Regions from separate parts of the Homo sapiens genome. Here region 2 is linked to region 1. A link is an interaction called in ENCODE POLR2A ChIA-PET data of the cell type or tissue named here. Cell type or tissue: IMR-90. All regions are shown on one strand. Links, peaks and the distances in the headings refer to the core of each region. The heading gives the core; the rest is flanking DNA. Region 1 overlaps COL26A1 (collagen type XXVI alpha 1 chain). Region 2 overlaps COL26A1 (collagen type XXVI alpha 1 chain).

Region 1 (9,643 bases), core at 689-8,688:
TCTGCAATAGATGTTTGGGGAGAAACCACGGGGAGTTGGGGGGAGTCTCAGGACCCTGGGAATAGGTGGTCGAGGCTGTACCCTCAGGGTGCTCAGTCTCGGGTCAAGAGGGGGCAACACCCTACTCGCTGCTCCTCAGTGACATGTGGCCTAGCAGAGGGCCCCTCTCCCTCCTTCCCTCCCTTCTACCCCTGGCTGGCCCAAATCAGTGATTTATAAGCATTTGTTAAGGAATAGAACTCTTTCTCCTCCATAAAACCTTGTCAGTACCTCTGATGCATAAAACAGATTGAAGACTGAGGTATAAACACTGAACATTCAAACAACTAGAGGAATATATACAGTTTTCTGACTCTGGGACCAGGCAGGACTTCACCAAAGACACATGATACAGGGATGTGGTTTTCTAGTTAAACATGGTGGATTGAACACAGGTTCCCTTCTGTTTCCTCTCAGGAAAGGGCTGATAAAGAAATAAAAAGGTAGGCCGGGTGTGGTGGCTCACGCCTATAATCCCAGCACTTTGGGAGGCCAAGGCGGGAGGATCATGAGGTCAGGAGATCGAGACAATCCTGGCTAACATGGTGAAACCCCGTCTCTACTAAAAAATACAAAAAATTAGCCAGGCATGGTGGCGGGCGCCTGTAGTCTCAGCTACTCGGGAGGCTGAGGCAGGAGACTGGCATGAAGCCAGGAGGCAGAGCTTGCAGTGAGCCGAGATCGCACCACTGCACTCCAGCCTGGGTGACAGAGTGAGACTTCTTCTCAAAACAAAAAAACAAAAAAACAAAAAACAAAAAAAAACAAGAAATAAAAAAGGTATAAAATCCACAAAGCAAAGGGAAAGGCGGAGGGACCTCTTGGCAGATGAACAATGCAAATACTATTTTGCAAGGTGCATGCAGCCAGGTGCACCAGCCAGCCTTGCAAACCCAAGGCGGGGATGGAGACTGGGAGCCACTGGCTCTCCTGGGGCTCAAAATGCCCCAGATGGGGCAGAGGAGGGAGTCCTCCCTGGAAACAGGGGCCTGCCAAAGAGGAAAGACCCACCGACGCTGACATTTGGGAACATCCCTGATGAAACGGTGGAGTCCCTGAAAGGCCAGCCTCCAGGAAGTCCCCAGTCAACAAGGCCCTGGCGTCCAGGGGGCTTTCAGTGCCTGCTTTTTTTTTTTTTTTTTTTTTTTTTAAAGACAGAGTCTCACTCTTGTCACCCAGGCTGGAGTACAGTGATGCAATCTTGCTCACTGCAACCTCCGCCTCAAGTTCAAGTGATTCTCCTGCCTCAGCCTCCCGGGTAGCTAGGATTACAGGCACGCATCACCACGCCCGGCTAGTTGTGTATTTTTAGTAGAGACGGGGTTTTACCATGTTGCCCAGGCTGGTCTCGAACTTCTGACCTCAAGGGATCCGCCCACCTCAGCCTCCCAAAGTGCTGGGATTACAAGTGAGAGCCACCACGCCCAGCCTAGTGCCTTCCTCTTAAACTTACACAACCAATGATTCCTGTGCGGCTGAAAGAAGTCCTTAATGGGAAAGGCAGAGATCAAAATGAACAGGGTTCCATTTGTTCACCTATTCACTCACCCACCCAGCTACCCATCCTACACCTTAAGCTACCCCAGCCCTAAACACCCCCATCTACCCACCTATACATTCACCCTGCTCCCCATCTGTCCACCTCCTCTCCTCTACCTCTAATCATCCCTCATCCACCCGAAGGCTCTGTGGATGTTCCTGCGACTGGATGACACTGTGCCAACACTCTAATACTGGTGGGGAGAGGGTCAGGGCTGCACAGACCCGAATGCCTGCCTTCAGGGGTTGTCTACTTGAAAGCAGAGATGCATGACCCCTCTCTAGTAGCTGTGTTCTGTGGGTTGACCAGGATCACTTGGAAAAAGCAAGATGGAACCTAAGCGTCCACCAATGGTGGATTGGATAAAGAAAATGAGGTGCATATACACTGTAGAATATTACACAGCCATGAAAAAGAATAAAATCATGTCCTTTGCAGCAACATGGACGCAGCTGGAGGTTGTCATTCTGAGCGAACAAACTCAGAAGCAGAAGATCAAATATTGCATGTTCTCACCTATAAGTAGGAGCTGAACAAGGGGTATATATGGACATAAAGATGGGGTATGAGGATTGAAAAATAATCTCTCTGGTACAGTGTTCAACATTTGGGTGATGAGGCCGGGCATGGTGGCTCACGCCTGTAATCTCAGCACTTTGGGAGGCCGAGGTGAGAGGATCAGGAGTTCGAGACCAGCCTGGCCAACATGGTGAAACCCTGTCTCTACTAAAAATACAAATATTAGCCAGGTGTGGTGGCAGATGCCTAAAATCCCAGCTACTAGGGAGGCTGAGGCACGAGGATCGCTTGAACCCGGGAGGCAGAGGCTGCAGTGAGCCAAGATCAAGCCATCGCACTCCAGCCTGGCCAAGAGAGCAAAACTCCGTTTCAAAAACAAAAAACAAAAAATATTTGGGTGATGGGTGCACTACAAGCCCAATCCCTACTATTATGCATGTAACAAACAAGCACATATAACCCCCTGAATCTAACATAAAATAATTTTCTTTTGACACAGAATCTTGCTCTGTTGCCTGGGCTGAAGTGCAGTGGTACAATCTTGGCTCACTGTAACCTTTGCCACCGGGGTTCAAGTGATTCTCCTGCCTCAGCCTCCCAAGTAGCTGGGACTACAGTCACGTGCCACCGTGCCTGGCTAATTTTTGTATTTTTAGTAGAGATAGGGTTTCGCTGTGTTGGCCAGGCTGGTCTCGAACTCCTGACCTCAAGTGATCCACCCGGCTTGGCCTCCCAAAGAGCTGAGATGACAGGCGTGAGCCACAGCACCTAGCCTTAAAATAAAATAACATATTTAAAAAAGAAAAGAAGGATGGGTGTGGTGGCTCATGGCTGGAATCCCTGTACTTTGGGAGGTTGAGGTGGGTGGATCGCTTGAGCCCGGGAGTTTGAGATCAGCCTGGTGAACACAGTGAGACCCTGTCTGTACAAAAAGATACAAAAGTTAGCCAGGCATGGTGGTGCGTGCCAGTAGTCTCAGCTACTTTGGAGGCTGAGGCAGGAGGATCACCTGAGTCCAGAAGGTTGAGGCTGCAGTGAGCCATGTTGGCGCCACTGCACTACAGTTTGGGCAACAGAGCCAGACCCTGTCAGAGAGGGGAGGGGAAGGGAGAGGACAGGAGGGGAGAGGAGGGGAGGAGAGGGAAGGGGAGGGAAGGGAAAAGCAACTCTCCAGCTCGAGCCACACAGGAAGACACCACCCCACCCTTGGGGCCTGAGGGAAGAGGAGGAGGAGGTGGACATGGGGAAGTTACAAATGACAGCCCTGGCCTGTCCAGGAACTCTGGGCAAACTGCACAATCTGGAGGCTTTTAGGGGCCTTGAGCAGAGTGTTTCAAGGGCCTGAGGCAACAAATAGGATCCCCTGCATGGTGGAAGTTCAGCGGATGGAGGGGGAGGCCCAGCTCTCTCAAAGACCTATTTCTGGAAATTATGCTGGGCCTGGGCCCAGTTTGCTCTGGCACTGGGCACCCTGCTTGGCAGGTGAGGAGCAGCTTGGCCAACGGTGGACATGGGGGTTGTGGGGTGGGTCCAGCTCCCCAGCTGTGGTGAGGCCCTAGAGGCCCAGCCAGCTCGGACTCCCCACACCACCCCCATCCCCGGGCAGGCGCTCCAGAACCGGACGGGATTTTCATTCCCTTGGCATCTGTCATCGACAGGCAATTAAAGCATGTTTGTTTAACTTTCTTTGATTATTCACTGGAGTGCTGGAAACATGGAAATGGTGATGGGGGTGCTGATCCTGCCCCCTCCTGGCTCTGTGACCAGAGGAGGCCCTGCCCGAACTACTCTACGATGTGGTCGCTAACTTTCCAGGATTATGAAGTGTCCCAAATGCCTGGCCCCTCCGAGAACACACTGGCCCTGGAGCACCTGGGGCCACAGTGCCTTTCCCAGCGTCTAGGACCCACACAGAAACCAGCGGGGTAAACCTTTGCCAATAGGTGTATGTTGGAAGTGTCAACGTACCAGGCAAACTAGTCTGTGTTTGTGGGTGCACAAGCAAGTGTGTGTGTGAAAGACACAGGCTGGCGTGGTGGCTCACGCCTGTAATCCAAGCACTTTGGGAGGCTGAGGTGGGCGGATCACGAGGTTAAGAGATCAAGACCATCCTGGCCAACATGGTGAAACCCCGTCGCTACTAAAAATACAAAAAAAAAAAAATCAGCTGGACGTGGTGGTGCGTGCCTGTAATCCAAGCTACTCGGGAGGCTGAGGCAGGAGAATTGCTTGAACCTGGGAGGCAGAGGTTTCAGTGAGCCGAGATCGTGCCACTGCACTCCAGTCTGGCAACAGAGCTAGACTCCATCTCAAAAAGAGAAAAAAATAAAAAGAAAAAAGAAAAAGAAAAGAGAAAGAGACAGACAGAGACATAGAGAGAGAGAGCAGGCCAGGTGGGGTGGCTCATGCGTGTCATCCCAGCCCTTTGGGAGGTCAAGGTGGGAGGATCGCTTGGGCCCAGGAGTTGGAGACCAGTCGGGGCAACATGGCAGGACCCCGTCTCTAGAAAAAATTTTAAAATTAGCTAGATATGGTGGCGTGTGCCTGTAATCCTAGCTACTCAGGAGGCTGAGGTGGGAGGATTGCTTGAGCCTGGGAGGTGGAGGCTGCAGTGAGTTGTCATTGTGCCACTGCACTCCAGCCTGGGCTGGAGATGTAGTGTCCTTTTGAGACGCTGTCTCAAAAGAGAGAGAGAGTTGATTGTGCGGTGTGTTCATTGTAAAGAGAACTATAGAGACCTGGGTCTAAGTTGGCCAGGAACTCACCGTGTGGCTTGAGACGCCCTCTCTCTCTCCACACCTCAGTTTTCCCATCTATAAAGGGGGTTTACACTGGATCAGCTCCAGTGGCTTCAGGCTCCAGGACTCTTCACTCTTGCCACCGGTGACCTCCTCCTCGGCCTCTCACTTCCGGGCTCTGCCCACCCACAGCAGGACAACAGTTGTCAAGTCCACCTGCCATCTGCCTTTGGTCAGCACTGCTCCTGGTGATGGCTCTGCTCCCAGAATTCAGGACCCACCTCCCAAATGAGGCTGGATTCCCAAGGCCTGGGCCCTGAGAGGGGATTTGCAGATAGGGCAGGAGTTGGTTATTGCAGGGAAATGGAAAGAGGCAGCTGGAGTCTACTTGAGCCACAAGATCCCAGTGGGAGGCAAGGCACATGGATGGTCCTGTCCCCAGAGGCCCAGCTCCCTCTGTGAGAGGTCTCAGAGGGGTCTGCAGGCAGAGGGCATGTGCAGGGCAAGTGCCACCAGCAGGCCACCCCAACCAGGGCCCAGCTGGAGGCGATCCTTAAAAATCCATCCAGAAGGCTGGGAGCAGTGGCTTATGCTTATAATCCCAGCACTTTGGGCAGTTGAGGTGGGTGGATCATCTGAGGTTGAGAGGTCAAGACCAGCCTGGCCAACATGGAGAGACCCCGTCTCTACTAAAAATACAAAAATTAGCTGGATGTGGTGGCGGGCACCTGTAATCCCAACTACTCGGGAGGCTGAAGCAGGAGAATCGCTTGAACCCAGGAGGCGGAGGTTGCAGTGAGCCGAGATCACGCCATTGCACTCCAGCCTGGGCAACAAGAGCGAAACTCTGTCTCAAAAAAAAAAGAAAAAGGAAAAGAAAAGAAAAAGAAAACGCAGTTCTGCTCCAGCTAAAAAGATACCATGGCCAATAGGAGGGCAGCATGGCCCACTGTGGCTGTCCCCAAGGAGACTGGCTGGATCCCCATTATCAAAATCCCATTGAGAGGTGAGCCAGCAGGGTAGCATTGGGGTGTCAGTGTAAAGGCTGGACTGCCATGTAGGAGGGGGGTCAAAGGAAGAAAGTCTCTACGTTTGGTCACTTTCTAACTTAAGTAAGAATGAAGTGCCAGGTGCAGTGGCTCACACCTGTAATCCCAGCACTTTGGGAGGCCAAGGTGGGCGGATCACGAGGTCAGGAGATCGAGACCATCCTGGCTAACACAGTGAAACCCCGTCTCTACTAAAAATACAAAAAATTAGCCGGGCGTGATGGTGGGCACCTGTAGTCCCAGCTACTCAGGAGGCTGAGGCAGGAGAATTGCTTGAACCCGGGAGGCGGAGCTTGCAGTGAGCCAAGATCATGCCACTGCACTCCAGCCTGGGTGACAGAGAGAGACTCCATCTCAAAAAAAAAAAACCAAAAAAACAGTGAAGTCAGAGGCCAGGCTCAGTGGCTCACACCTGTAATCTCAGCACTTTGGGAGGCTGAGGAGGGCAGATCACGACTTCAGGAGATCAAGACCATCCTGGCTAACACAGTGAAACCCCGTTTCTATTAAAAATACAAAAAATTAGCTGGGCATGGCGGCACACGCCTGTAGTCCCAGCTACTCAAGAGGCTGAGGCAGGAGAATGGCTTGAACCCAGGAGACAGAGGTTGTAGAGAGCTGAGATCACGCCACTGCATTCCAGCCTGGGTGACAGAGCAAGACTCTGTCTCAAAAAAAAAAAAAAAAAAAAAAAAAAAAGAATGAAGTCAAACTATGGATACTGAGTGGGAACTATCTCAGCACTCTTGCTCCACCTGGCTCTTAGAAAGCTGGCATCAAAGGCCATGCCACACACTCACAAATCATAAGATTCATAAGATTCTTCTCTGGGGCACCCATTCTCAATGATATGAAAGCAAGTGCCTGGACCATGACTGGGCATGGACAAAGTCTGTCTATAACCCTGGGGGTTCTGTTGACTTGGCTGGCAGAGTCTGTTTTTCTCCCTCTCTGCCTCCACATCCAACCCTTATTCAAGGTTGATGGGTCTTGCACCATGGCTGGACCACAGGCCAAAGCATCTTCCCCCCAGCAAGATCTAATGAAAAACTACTGTTATAGAATTATTAAGCTAGTTTAGCAAGGTGGCTGGAATATAAAGACAGTTTACAAAAATCAATCATATTCCTACCTACGACAAGCAAATAGAAAAAGAAATTAAGTGATACCATGTACAAAAGCATCATAAAGTATGAAATTACATAGGACTAAATCTCCTGAAAACTATAAAACACCACTGAGAGAAATTAAATAACTAAATAAATGGAAAGATATACTATGTTCATGGATTGGAAGACTCAATATTATAAAGATGTTAATTCTCCCCATCCCAGTAAAAATTGCAGCTGGTGTGTTACACTAGTACATTGAACATGTCAGTGTCTATACCACTGGGTTGGTGTGTTACGCTGGGACATCAAACATGTCAGGTCTATACCTCTGGAAACAACAGAGCATTTTCTGGCTGTAGGTGCCTGATAAATTGTCTTGATTTTCCTTTGTAACTCAACTGTATAGAAGGTTTTTCCCTTAGCAGTAGGGGGAGTACAGGTGATTAATCATCGATGTCACTGCAATAGTCGTTTTTTTTTTTTTCTTTGAGACAGAGTCTCACTCTGTCACCCAGGCTGGAGTGCAGTGATGCCATCTTAGCTCACTGCAACCTCTGCCTCCTGGGTTCAAGCAACTCTAGTGCCTCAGCCTCACGAGTAGCTGAGATTACAGCCACCCACCACCATGCCCGGCTAATTTTTTGTATTTTTAGTAGAGACAGGGTTTCACCATGTTGGTCATGCTGGTCTCGAACTCCTGACCTAAAGTGATCCGCCCACTTGAGCCTCCCAAAGTGCTGGGATTACAGGTATGAGCCACTGTGCCTGGCCACAATTGTTGTTTTTGAAAATAAATAAATAAATATATATAAATTCTTCCAGTTGATCTATAGAGTCAATGCAATCCCAGTCAAAATCCCAGTAGACTTTTTTTTTTGGTGGAAATTGTCCGATTGATTCCAAAATGTATATGAAAATACAAATGTCCAAGACTAGTCAAGGCAGTCTTGAAGAAGAACAAAAGTAAAAGATTTATACTACTAGAATTGAGACCTTGTTACAAAACTATAGTAATTAAGACACGAGACAGATGGATGGTACAAAGTTAGACAAATAGATCCACACTTACACATCACTTGGCTTATGAAAAAGGCGCAAATGCAGTATAGAAGACAAAGGATAGACATATCAATAAATGGTGCTGGTCAATTGGATATACAAATGAAAAAGAAAAGTAAAAGAATCTGACTCCTAATCCATACCACGTGCAAAAGTCAATTCCAGTTGGATTGTAGATCTAAACATAAAGGGTAAAAAAATACAGCATTTGGAAGAAAACATAGGTGACTACCTATATGACCTCAAAATAGAGTTCTTAAGCAGGATGCAAGAAGCATTACCATTTAAAAAAATTGATAAAGTAGACCACATTAAAATTAAGAATTTCTCGGGCCAGGTGTGGTGGCTCACGCCTGTAATTCCAGCACTTTGGGAGGCTGAGGCAGGTGGATTATTTGAGGTCAGGAGTTTGAGACCAGCCTGGCCAACATAGTGAAACCTCATCTCTACTAAAAATACAAAATTAGCCAGGCATGGTGGCGCATGCCTGTAATCCCAGCTACTCGGGAGACTGAGGCAGGAGAATGGCTTGAACCCGGGAGGCGGAGGTTGTGGTGAGCCGAGATCGTGCCATTGCACTCCAGACTGGGCAACAAGAGCAAAACTCCACCTCAAAAAAAAAAAAAAAGAATTTCTTTTCATCAAAAGACACCATTAAGAGAATGAATGAAGAAGTATATCACCAACTGGAAGAGGATTCTTGGAATATGTGTATGCACAAAATAAGAGCTCCAAATGGCCAATGATCATATGAAGAGGGGGTCAAGTTCATTTGCCATATCAGGGAAATGTAAATTAAACCACAATGTGATACTCCCACATAGCCACTAGAATGGCTGATATTAAAAAGACTAACAGTTACTCTTTTTTTTTTTTTTAACCAAGTATTAGAGAGGATGCGGAGCAACTGGAACTGTCTGTCATACACTGCGGGTGGGAGTATCAATGGTACAACCACTTTTAAAACCCCTTTGGCAGTCTCTAATAAGGCTGAATATAAGCCCGCTCTATGACACAACAACTCCATTCCCAGATATCTCCTCCCTTCCCATGAAAATACAAGCCAGGATATAATAAACTTCAGCATCAAACATCTTCCTGATCTCTGTCTTAAGTCCCTGTTACTCCAGTGGAAGCCCCTCTCTGCTTTTTCTAGACTTAGTGGAAATGGGAAATAGTTGCTGGGGGCTGCAGGAGAAGCTGTTCCCAAACATGGTGAGGAAGCCTCACCAGATGCCTGATTTTGATCTTAGACTTCTCAGCCCCCAGAGCTGTGAGGAAATAAACTTCTGTTCCTTATAAATTACCCAGTGTCCAATATTTTGTTCTAGTAGCACAAAACAGACTGAGACAGATGGATATACGAAAAGTTATCCCATCCAGAGGGCTAAGTGCTGTAAGCCAGTTGGGCACAGGTGCAAGGCAATTGGCGAGAAGGTGGGTGCCTAAGTTCCCTTGGAGTGGTCAAGGAAGGCTTCCTGGAGGAGGTGGTGCTTAATTAGGAGCCAGCTGACCAATGCGGGTGTGAGGGAGGGTTGGGAGCCACTTCTAGATGAGAGAACAAGACAGGCACGAAATTCATTCACA
Region 2 (9,643 bases), core at 785-8,784, 63 kb after region 1:
AGGCATTCCTTCTGCTCAACATGCGTGTCTGCTGATGCGCTCTGCCAGATCATAGAAGATCAGGAGATGGAAACATTTGTGCTGGGAGAGTCTCTCTCCCAACCCCATTTCACAGATGAGAAAACCGAGGCCCTGCGAGGCTGTGACTTGGCCAAGGTCCACCCGGTGCAGCAGGGCAGAGCTCCATCTAGCTGCTTAATGGGAGCCAGGCCTGGGAACTGCCAGGTCTGGTGGAGGCCACTCACTGACACCAAATCTCAGCTGAGCGCCAAGGGCTTGGCCTCCAGGGCGGTGCCTGCACCCCTACAGATGGCCAGAGAAGAAGTGGAAAGGAAGTGAATGCGTCTCCCCCTCCCTCCTCCCACAGTTTCCCCAGCACATGTTCAAGACACAGAAATCTCTCATTAAAGTTTTACGGTTTAACCACCGAACATGCTACATCATCTCCATAACTTATACCTGACCTTGTGTCTAGACATGGCATCATGGGAAGGTAAGCCCCCTTCTGCAGGAAGTTTACGATAACCAGGGCTCAGTGGGTCGTTACGGAGGCCTTGCTTGGCGGCACGGAGCCCTGCCTCGGGGAGCAGAGACCTCCAAGGTGCCCCTTCCCCAGCAGGGCTACTCCTATGACCCTATTTCCAGAAGAGAAACGGATGGGCAGGTCACTTACAAAGTGATAAAAGAGCTAGAAAGAAATTCTTTAGGCAGATAGTGGGGGTAAGAGAGTCCTTGGTAAGGGTTTCCTTTTAATAAAAAGCAGCTGCAAAATAATTTCTTTTATTTTTTTTTTTTTGAGACTGAGTCTTGCTCTGTTGCCCAGGCTGGAGTGCAGTGGTGTGATCTTGGCTGGCTGCACCTCCACCTCCCGGGTTCAAGCGATTCTCTTGCCTCAACCTCCTGAGTAGCTGGGATTACAGGCGTGCACCACCATGCCCGGCTAATTTTTGTATTTTTAGTAGAGACGGGGTTTCACCATGTTGGTCAGGCTGGTCTTGAACTCCTGACCTCAAGCCATCTACCAGACTTGGCCTCCCAAAGTGCTGGGATTACAAGTGTGAATCATTTCTTTTCTAACAAAAAGCAGCCTGAAAATCTACAAGCACAGGTAAGCAAGCTAAAAGCTTGCATATGTAAATGCCGGCAGCCGTGCCAATAGAAAAGGGTTACCTGGGGGCCAGGTAGGTTCAACATGGCGGCTCCTTCTTCCCTTTTCTTTTTCTTTTCTTTTGAGACGGAGTCTCGCTCTGTCACCCAGGCTGGAGTGCAGTGGCGCGATCTCGGCTCACTGCAAGCCCTGCTTCCCGGGTTCATGCCATTCTGCTGCCTCAGCCTCCCAAGTAGCTGGGACTACAGGCGCCCGCCACCATACCTGGCTAATTTTTTGTATTTTTAGTAGAGACAGGGTTTCACCGTGTTAGCCAGGATGGTCTTGATCTCCTGACCTCGTGATCTGCCCGCCTCAGCCTCCCAAAGTGCTGGGATTACAGGCGTGAGCCACCGCGCCCGGCCCCATCTTCCCTTTTCTTTGTCAACCATGTGTACAGGAAGGAACAGACAAGATGGCAGCAGCCAGGTAGAGAACCCGTCTGCACAATAAAAGATTGGGGTGGGATGGCCAGCTTCTTCGCACACTATGCAAACGTCACACCTGGTCTGACCAATCTCTCGGGCGCTGTGTAAATCAGACTCTGCCTCTTCAGGCTCATCTATAAACCACCCCCCATCCTCCCCCCGCCCTGTGCATTTCGCCATGAAACCAGAAGACCCACTCGGCAGCCCCTCTCTATCTGCAGGAGGGAGGGCTGTTCTCTTTTCTCTCTTTATCACCTATTAAACCTCTGCTCTTAAACTCACTTCTTGTGGGTCCATGTCTTTGATTTCCCTGGCGTGAGATGATGAACCTCAGGTATTTACCCCTGACAATAATGCTGCTTCAAAAGGTCCTGACTTCCGGCCTCTGTCTACACAACCCACCACCTCCCAGGGACGTTCACAGCATCCCTGTTGCTGATGGGCTGCCCTCCAAGGGGAATTTGGTTGGACTCCAAACCCCAACCAATCTCCACTCCCTAAAGGAAAACAGCAGCTTTGCAGGGGGTCACTAACTCTGGACCTCAGCCCAGGGCTCCCAGCGCTGGCAGCAAGACCGGGGATTCCTGGCACCCTCTACCTGACAGGGTGCTTTCTGGTACTCAGGGGATCCATACTGAGACCCTTCACGTTGCATGAAAAGGCAGAGACTGAATCTCTCTCTCTCACACACACACACACACACACACACACACACACACACACACACCAGAACATGCCGGGGTCTTAGCATTCTCATCTCAGTCCTAAGCATCTATATCCTGAAGGGGAAAATACAAAAATCAGTCAGTCTGTATTTATTTATATATTTTTTGGAGACAGGGTCTCGCTGTGTCACCCAGGCTGGAGTGCAGTGGCACAATCACAGCTCACTGCAGCCTCAACCTCCGAGGCTCAAGCGATTCTCCCACTTTTGCCTCCTGAGTAGCAGGTGCACACCACCATGCCTAGCTAATTTTTAAAGTTTTCTGTAGAGACGGGGTCTATGTTGGCCAGGCTAGTCTCTAACTCCTGGCCTCAAGCAATCCTCCTGCCTTGGCCTCCTAAAGTGCTGGGATGACAGGTATGAGTCACTGTGCCCGGCTAATCAATGTGGGTTTCTAACACTATTGTGCCTAGTGCTGGGCAGGTCGGGGAATGACAGTAACAAGGGCCATTTATTCAGGCCTACTCTGTACCACCAATTGTGCCACATCAGGTACTTGTCACCTCATTTCATATACAATATATTGACAATTCTGCAAGACAGGTATCGCTGTGCTCACTTTATAGATGAGCAAATGGAGGTTCAGACAGGAAGCGACCAGCCCACAGAACTAGTGTGTGGAGCCAGGATTTAAATGCTGGGTCTGAGGCTATTGACGCCTGTGGCCTTTCCACTCTCCAAGCAGGTGAGGGATATAGAATTGCTTGGCAGGGACAGGCTGGGAGTGATCAATGATACAGCAGCCAAGCCTGCATTTGCTGCTGGGGAGTTCTAGCTGGGAAACTGAGTCATCTCAGTCAGGGCCGTTAGCAAGTTGTTAGCAAGTCCTGGATAGGTGGAAAGCTGCTGGCCCCTGCAGTGCCACGGCACCCTTGCCCAAGCCAGCTGCACACACTCATTCCCACAATCTTGGGGAACACGTGTGGACCCCCAGAAGATGAGATTCTCTGTTCTCCATTCTGCTCCTCCTGTTTGTAAAACCACCAGGCTCTGTTCATGGGTTTCCGGTTACATGGGAAGGGGCCTGATGTCTTATATCACTGCCACGCCAGGCCGAGAGCACTTCCTTTGTTTCTTTTTCTTTTCTTTTTTTTTTTTTTTTTTTTTGAGACAGTTTCACTTTGTCGTCCAGGCTGGAGTGCAATGGCATGATCTCGGCTCACTTCAACCTCTGCCCCCTGGGTTCAAGCAATTCTCCTGCCTTGGCCTCCCCAGTAGCTGGGACTACAGGCATGCACCACCACGCCCGACTGATTTTTTTGTATTTTTAGTAGAGACAGAGTTTCACCATGTTGGCCAGGCTGGTCTTGAACTCCTGACCAGGCGCAGTGGCTCACACCTGTAATCTGAAAGCACTTGCTGATGTTGTCCTGCACTGGAGTGTGAGAGGGAAACAGGGCTGGCCCCGCCACAGCCCAGGGCTCAGAGGCTATGACTCTTTGTTAAAATGATGCAGAGAGCCTGGGCGTGGTGGCTCACATCTGCAATGCCAGCACTTTGAGAAGCTGAGGCAGGAGGATCGTTTGAGCCCAGGAGTTGGAGAGCAGCCTCAGCAACATAGCGAGAACCTACCTCTGTGAAAAATTTAAAACTTAGCAGAGCTACAGGTGGTGTGCACCTGTAGTCTCAGCTACTTGGGAGGCTAAGGTGGGAAGATTGCTTGAGCCCAGGAGTTCAAGGCTGCAGTGAGCTATCGTCGCACTACCACATTCCAGCCTGGGCAACAGAATGAGACTCTGTCCCAACAAAAAAAAAAAAAAAAAAGAAAGAAAGAATTAGAAGCTTAAAGCCAAGGGTGGTGACTTACACCTATAATACCAGTGCTTTGGGAGGCTGAGGTGGGAGGATCACTTGGAGCCAGAAGTTTGAGACCAGCCTGGGCAACATAGCGAGACCCCGCCACTACAAACAATTTTAAAATTAGCCGGGCATGGTGGTGTGTACCTGTAGTCCCGCCTACTCAGGAAGCTGAGGTGGGAGGATTACTTGAGCTCAGGAGTTAGAGGCTGCAGTGAGCTATGATCATCTGGGCAACCGAGCAAGACACTGTCTCCAAAATAAATGAATAAAATAAAAATAAGAATTAGAGGCCGGGCACGGTAGCTCAAGCCTGTAATTCCAGCACTTTGGGAGGCCAAGGTGGGTGGATCACCTGAGGTCAGGAGTTCAAGACCAGCCTGACCAACATGGAGAAACCTCATCTCTAATGAAAATACAAAATTAGCCAGGCGTGGTGGCAGGAGCCTGTAATCCCAGCTACTCAGGAGGCTGAGGCAGGAGAATCGTTTGAACCCGGGAGGCAGAGTTGTGGTGAGCTGAGATCGCGCCATTGCACCTCAGCCTGGGCAACAAGAGCAAAACTCCATCTCAAAAAAAATAATAATAAAATAAGAATTAGATGCTGGGCTTGGTGGCTCACACCTGTAATCTCAGCACTTTGGGAGGCCGAGGTGGGTGGATCATCTGAGGTCAGGAGTTCGAGACCAGCCTGACCAACATGGTGAAACACTATCTCTACTAAATATAAAAAATTAGCTGGGAGTGGTGGCATGAGCCTGTAATCCCAGCAGTTTGGAAAGCTGATATGGGAGGATCACTTGAGGCCAGGAGTTCCATACCAGCCTGGGCAACATGGCAAGATCCCATTTTTATAAAAAATTTGAAAATTTGCCAAGCATGGTGGTACATGCCTGTAGACCCAGCTACTTGGGAGACTACGGTAGGAGGATTGCTTGAGCCCAGGACGTCGAGGCTGCAGTGAGCTATCATTGTGCCACTGCAATTTAGCCTGGGTGACAGAGCAAGACCCTGTCACAAAAAAAGGAAAAGAAAAACAATGAAAGAGAGAGAGAAAGATTAAGAAAGAATAAAAGAAGAAAGAAAGAGAGAAAGAAAAAGAAAGAAAGAAAGAAAGAAAGAAAGAAAGAAAAGAAAAAAGAGAAAAAAGAGGGAGGGAGGGAAGGAAGGAGGAAGGAAGGGAGGGAGGGAAGAAAGAGAGAGAGAAAGAAAGGAAGAAAGAAAGAAAGAAGGAAGGAAAAGGGGAAGGGAGGAAGGAAGGGAGGGGGGAGAGAGGGAGGGGAAAAAAGAAAGAAAGAGAGAGAAAAAGAAAGAAAGGGGACGGGAGGGAGGAAGGAAGGATGGAAGGATGGAAGGATGGAAGGAAGGAAGGAAGAGGGGGAGGGAGGGAGGGAAGAAGAAAGGGAGGGAGGGAAGGGAAGGGAAGGACAAGTGAAAGAAAGAAAAAGAAAAGGGGAGGGAAGGGGGAAGAGGGGGAAGAGGGGGGAAGGGAAGGGAAGGGAAAGGAGGGGAGGGAAGGGATATTTGCAACCTATGGTTATGGCAGCATTATTCACAATAGCCAAGAAGTAAAAGCAACCCAAATCAATGTCCCATGGCAGATGAATGGATAGTAATATCCCTACAGTGGAATATCATTCAGCCTTTAAAGGAAGGAAATTCTGACCCTTGCTACATGGATGAATCTTGAAGACATAATGCTAAGCGAAATAAGGCAGTCACAAAAAAACTAACACTGTGATTTCACTTATATGAGGCATCCAAAATTCATAGAATTTGCAAGATGAAAAAGGGGTGGAGATTTATTACAATGTGTGTGCAATTAATTTGCAGACCTTTTTAATCTTGCAAAACCAAAGCCCTGTTCTCTTTCTAGATTGACACATTTAGAGAAGGTAAGCTTAGGTCAGGACAGCACAACTATTGGCAGAGAAAGCCCAGTTCTCATGAGCCCACTTCTGGCTTGTCAATCATGGCCTGTCCTTGCCCTCTAGGAAACTTGGACCTCTCTTCTGGGACCCCTCTTCTTGGGCCCCTTTCCTTTTTATTGTTAATTATGTGCTTTGATGCACGAAGTGTCCCGGCCCCATCACTCTGCAAGGTCACTGCATCTGAACAGATCCAGGTGGAAAACCTTGCCTGCAAGTCCCTCCTTGCAGCTCAGGCATGGGGCTCCTGGTCTGCGTGGGGCCCCATTCTCTGCTTCTCGGTGTTCCCCAGTTCTGGGACTCTCATGATGGGTCCTGCCCTGCCAGCTACTGAGCTCCCACGTGTCACCGGGGGCCGGAAGCATGGGGGTCCCAGTAAACAGTACGGGGAACTGTTGATGACACCACAGCCCTGGAGGCCCCAGGAAGAGAAAAAGAAATAAATACATGAAGTTAAGGCCGGGCACGGTGGCTCACGCCTGTAATCCCAGCACTTTGGGAGGCTGAGGCAGGCAGATCACCTGAAGTCAGGAGTTCGAGACCAGCCTGACTAACATGGTGAAACCCCCTTTCTACTAAAAATACAAAAATTAGCCAGGTGTGGTGGTACACACCTATAATCCCAGCTACTCAGGAGGCTGAGGCAGGAGAATTGCTTGAACCCAGGAGGCAGAGGTTGCAGTGAGCCGAGATGGCACCACTGCACTCCAGCCTGGATGACAGAGTGAGGCCCTATCTCAAAAAAGAAAAGGAGATAAGTTTAAAATGCTCCCTGAGGCTGGGTGCGGTGGCTCAAGCCTGTAATCCCAGCACTCTGGGAGGCCAAGGCGGGTGGATCACAAGGTCAGGGGTGTGAGACCAGCCAGGCCAACATGGTGAAACCCCATCTCTACTGAAAATACAAAAATTAGCCGGGCGTGGAGGCGGGCACCTGTAGTCTCAGCTACTTGGGAGGCCAAGGCAGGAGAATCACTTGAAACTGGGAAGCAGAGGTTGCAGTGAGCCAAGATCGCACCACTGCACTCCAGCCTGGGTAACAGAGCAAGACTTCGTCTCAAAAAAAAAAAAAAAAAAAAAGTGCTCCGTGGATAGACAGCCCATCCATCTCTACTCACCATCACCATAACAGGCTAAGCAGAGGCAAAACCCAATCAACCCACCCCATGGCCCCAACGGTGAGGGCTGGAGTGGACCGGCAACCCCTGCCAGCCACTGGCTCTGCCCAGTCTGGGCCAGCACACTGTGGACGAGACCTTGAACTTATATGCCTCAGGCCCAACTGGAGCTGATGATTGATAACATTGACCAAAGCCCTTCCCTTCTCCCAGCCACAGTGTGGATGTGATGGGACCCCAGCCCCAACCAGGAGGTTCTAGAAATGCTTCCTCTGCTGTAGTGAGAAAGGTAAGGTGTGTGACCTTGAGTGGCAATGTGTGAAATTAGCCCCAGGGAAGATCATAATTAGAAGAAGGAGGTGGCTGGGCACCGTGGCTCACACCTGCAATCCCAGCACTCTGGGAGGTCGAGGCAGGTGGATCACCTGAGGTGAGGAGTTTGAGACTAGCCTGACCAACATGGCGAATCCCCATCTCTACTAAAAATACAAAATTACCCGGGTGTAGTGGCGGGCATCTGTAATCCCAGCTACCTGGGAAGCTGAGGCAGGAGAATCGCTTGAACCCGGGAGGCGGAGGTTGCAGGGAGCTGAGATCGTGTCATTACACACCAGCCTGCACAACAACAGCGAAACTCCGTCAAAAAAAAAGAAGGAGGAGGAGGAGGAGGGCAGGTGCAGTGGCTCACACCTGTGATCCCAGCACTTTGGAAGGCCAAAGCAAGAGAATTGCTTGAGACCAGGAATTCGAGACCAGCCTTGGCAACATAGAGAGACCCTATCTCTACAAAATGTAAAACAAAACAAAACAAAAAAAATTGCTGGGCGTGGTGTGGTGCACCTGTGGTCCCAGCTACTTGGGAGGCTGAGGAAGGAGGATCACTTGAGCCCAGGAGATTGAAGTGAGCTATGATAGCTCCACTGCACTCCAGCCTGGGTGACAGAGCAAGACCCTGTTTCAAAAAATAAAATAAAGTAACATCCCGCAGGTGCAAATGAGACAGTAAGCAGGGCAGAGACCTGGCCGCAGAGGTTGGAGAAGACCCTATAAACAAGGAAACTGAGTCAGGCAGAGCAACCAGTGCTTCCAAGAAAGCTGGCTGAGAAAAGCCAACAGCAAAAGAATGATGTAGACGCAATGAGGCTGTTTTCTTTTCTTTCTTTTTTTTTTTTCTTCCTGAGATGGAGTCTCTCTCTATCACCCAGGCTGGAGTGCAGTGACATGATCTCGGCTTATTGGAACCTCCGCCTCCCGGGTTCAAGCGATTCTTCTGCCTCAGCCTCCTGTGTAGCTGGGATTACAGATGCGTGCCACCATGCCCAGCTAATTTTTGTATTTTTAGTAGAGACAATTTTTCACCATGTTGGCCAGGATGGTCTCAAACTCTTGACCTCGTGATCCGCCCACCTCCACCTCCCTAAGTGCTGGGATTACAGGTGTGAGCCACCGCGCCTGGCCTGAGGCTGTTTTCTTAAAGGAGAGAGATGCTGGAGTATCCTTAGGTGCTGATGGGAAAGAGCCAGTGGGGAAGAAAGATGCAATCTACAGAAGAGAGAGGATGCATGGTGAAGTGGGATTCTGAGAAACTTAGACCCAGGGAGCCAGGCCTTGAACCAGAGGAGGATCACCCAGATCTCTACCTCCTGTGAATCTCACAACACCTCAATCGTACCTTTAGCGAAGTCCTTATCTCACAGTATTGGATGATTTGTTCATTCCTCTGGCCCCTGCACACTCTCCACCACACACACACAGCACACCTGGGAGCCCCTGAAGTCCCTTATTCATCAATGTGATCCAAGCATCCGGCGCCCGGAACGTGCTATGCACTCGGCTCATTTTGATAAATGGTCCTAGTTTGAATGACAGCTATGGAAGGCAAGTCTCAGAAACATCATCAGATTCATGGGGAGTCACTTTCCTAAAGCGATGAGCTCTGCAGATAGACCAGGAGGCTGCAGCCTCTTCTCAGGAGAACTAACTCCTTCTGGCTTTGAACCCTCAGCCATTCAAAACACAGACATGCCCGTACACAGAGCTAGAGTCGGGGCAGAATGGTTAGCATCGCCTTGGACTCAAATCAATCAGCTCCACGCTTGGATGGACTAGCTAAGCCCCTCTGTCCCAGGCCTGCCCTTGCCCATATAGGAGTCTAGGGGATTCATTTCCTGTCCTGGTTGGATTCATTTCCAGCTGGAATACAGAAAAAAAGAGTAAAAATCCCCTACTCAGAATAAAGTTATCATCTCCTGATGGTTGAGGAGATGATCAACTTTGTGGTAAATCTCTTCTACAACACCAAGCCAATGTGAGATGGGGCCTTAAAACTCCACGGTCGTAGGCCAGGTGTAGGCCAGGTGTGGTGGCTTATGCCTGTAATCCCAATGCTTTGGGAGGCCAAGGTGGGAGGATCATGAGGTCAGGAGATCGAGACCATCCTGGCTAACACGATGAAATCCCATCTCTACTAAAAATACAAAAAAAAAAAAAAATTAGCCGGGTGT

What was found. ChIA-PET counts read pairs that join two places held together with the same protein. Peaks named below come from ENCODE experiments on the same cell type or tissue, not always from the same donor. Only the 100,000 strongest peaks of a DNase experiment are listed, where the experiment ranks them.
Region 2: POLR2A ChIA-PET joins it to region 1 with 9 read pairs; 4 of 35 experiments call an interaction of 5 or more read pairs at or near these places.

The regions. Positions count from the first base shown.
Region 1 is chr7:101,522,113-101,531,755 of GRCh38, reverse strand. All of the region lies in intron 3 of COL26A1 (collagen type XXVI alpha 1 chain), which reads right to left. Among named protein-coding and RNA genes, the nearest start is that of LINC01007, 42 kb to the left of the region's middle. In IMR-90, for the core only: no CTCF peak of the experiment used is centred there; a DNase peak (open chromatin) is centred at 3,765; H3K27ac peaks cover 1,212 bases.
Region 2 is chr7:101,459,455-101,469,097 of GRCh38, reverse strand. All of the region lies in intron 3 of COL26A1 (collagen type XXVI alpha 1 chain), which reads right to left. Among named protein-coding and RNA genes, the nearest start is that of COL26A1, 100 kb to the right of the region's middle. RefSeq lists an enhancer at 7,232-7,744. In IMR-90, for the core only: no CTCF peak of the experiment used is centred there; no DNase peak of the experiment used is centred there; H3K27me3 peaks cover 990 bases.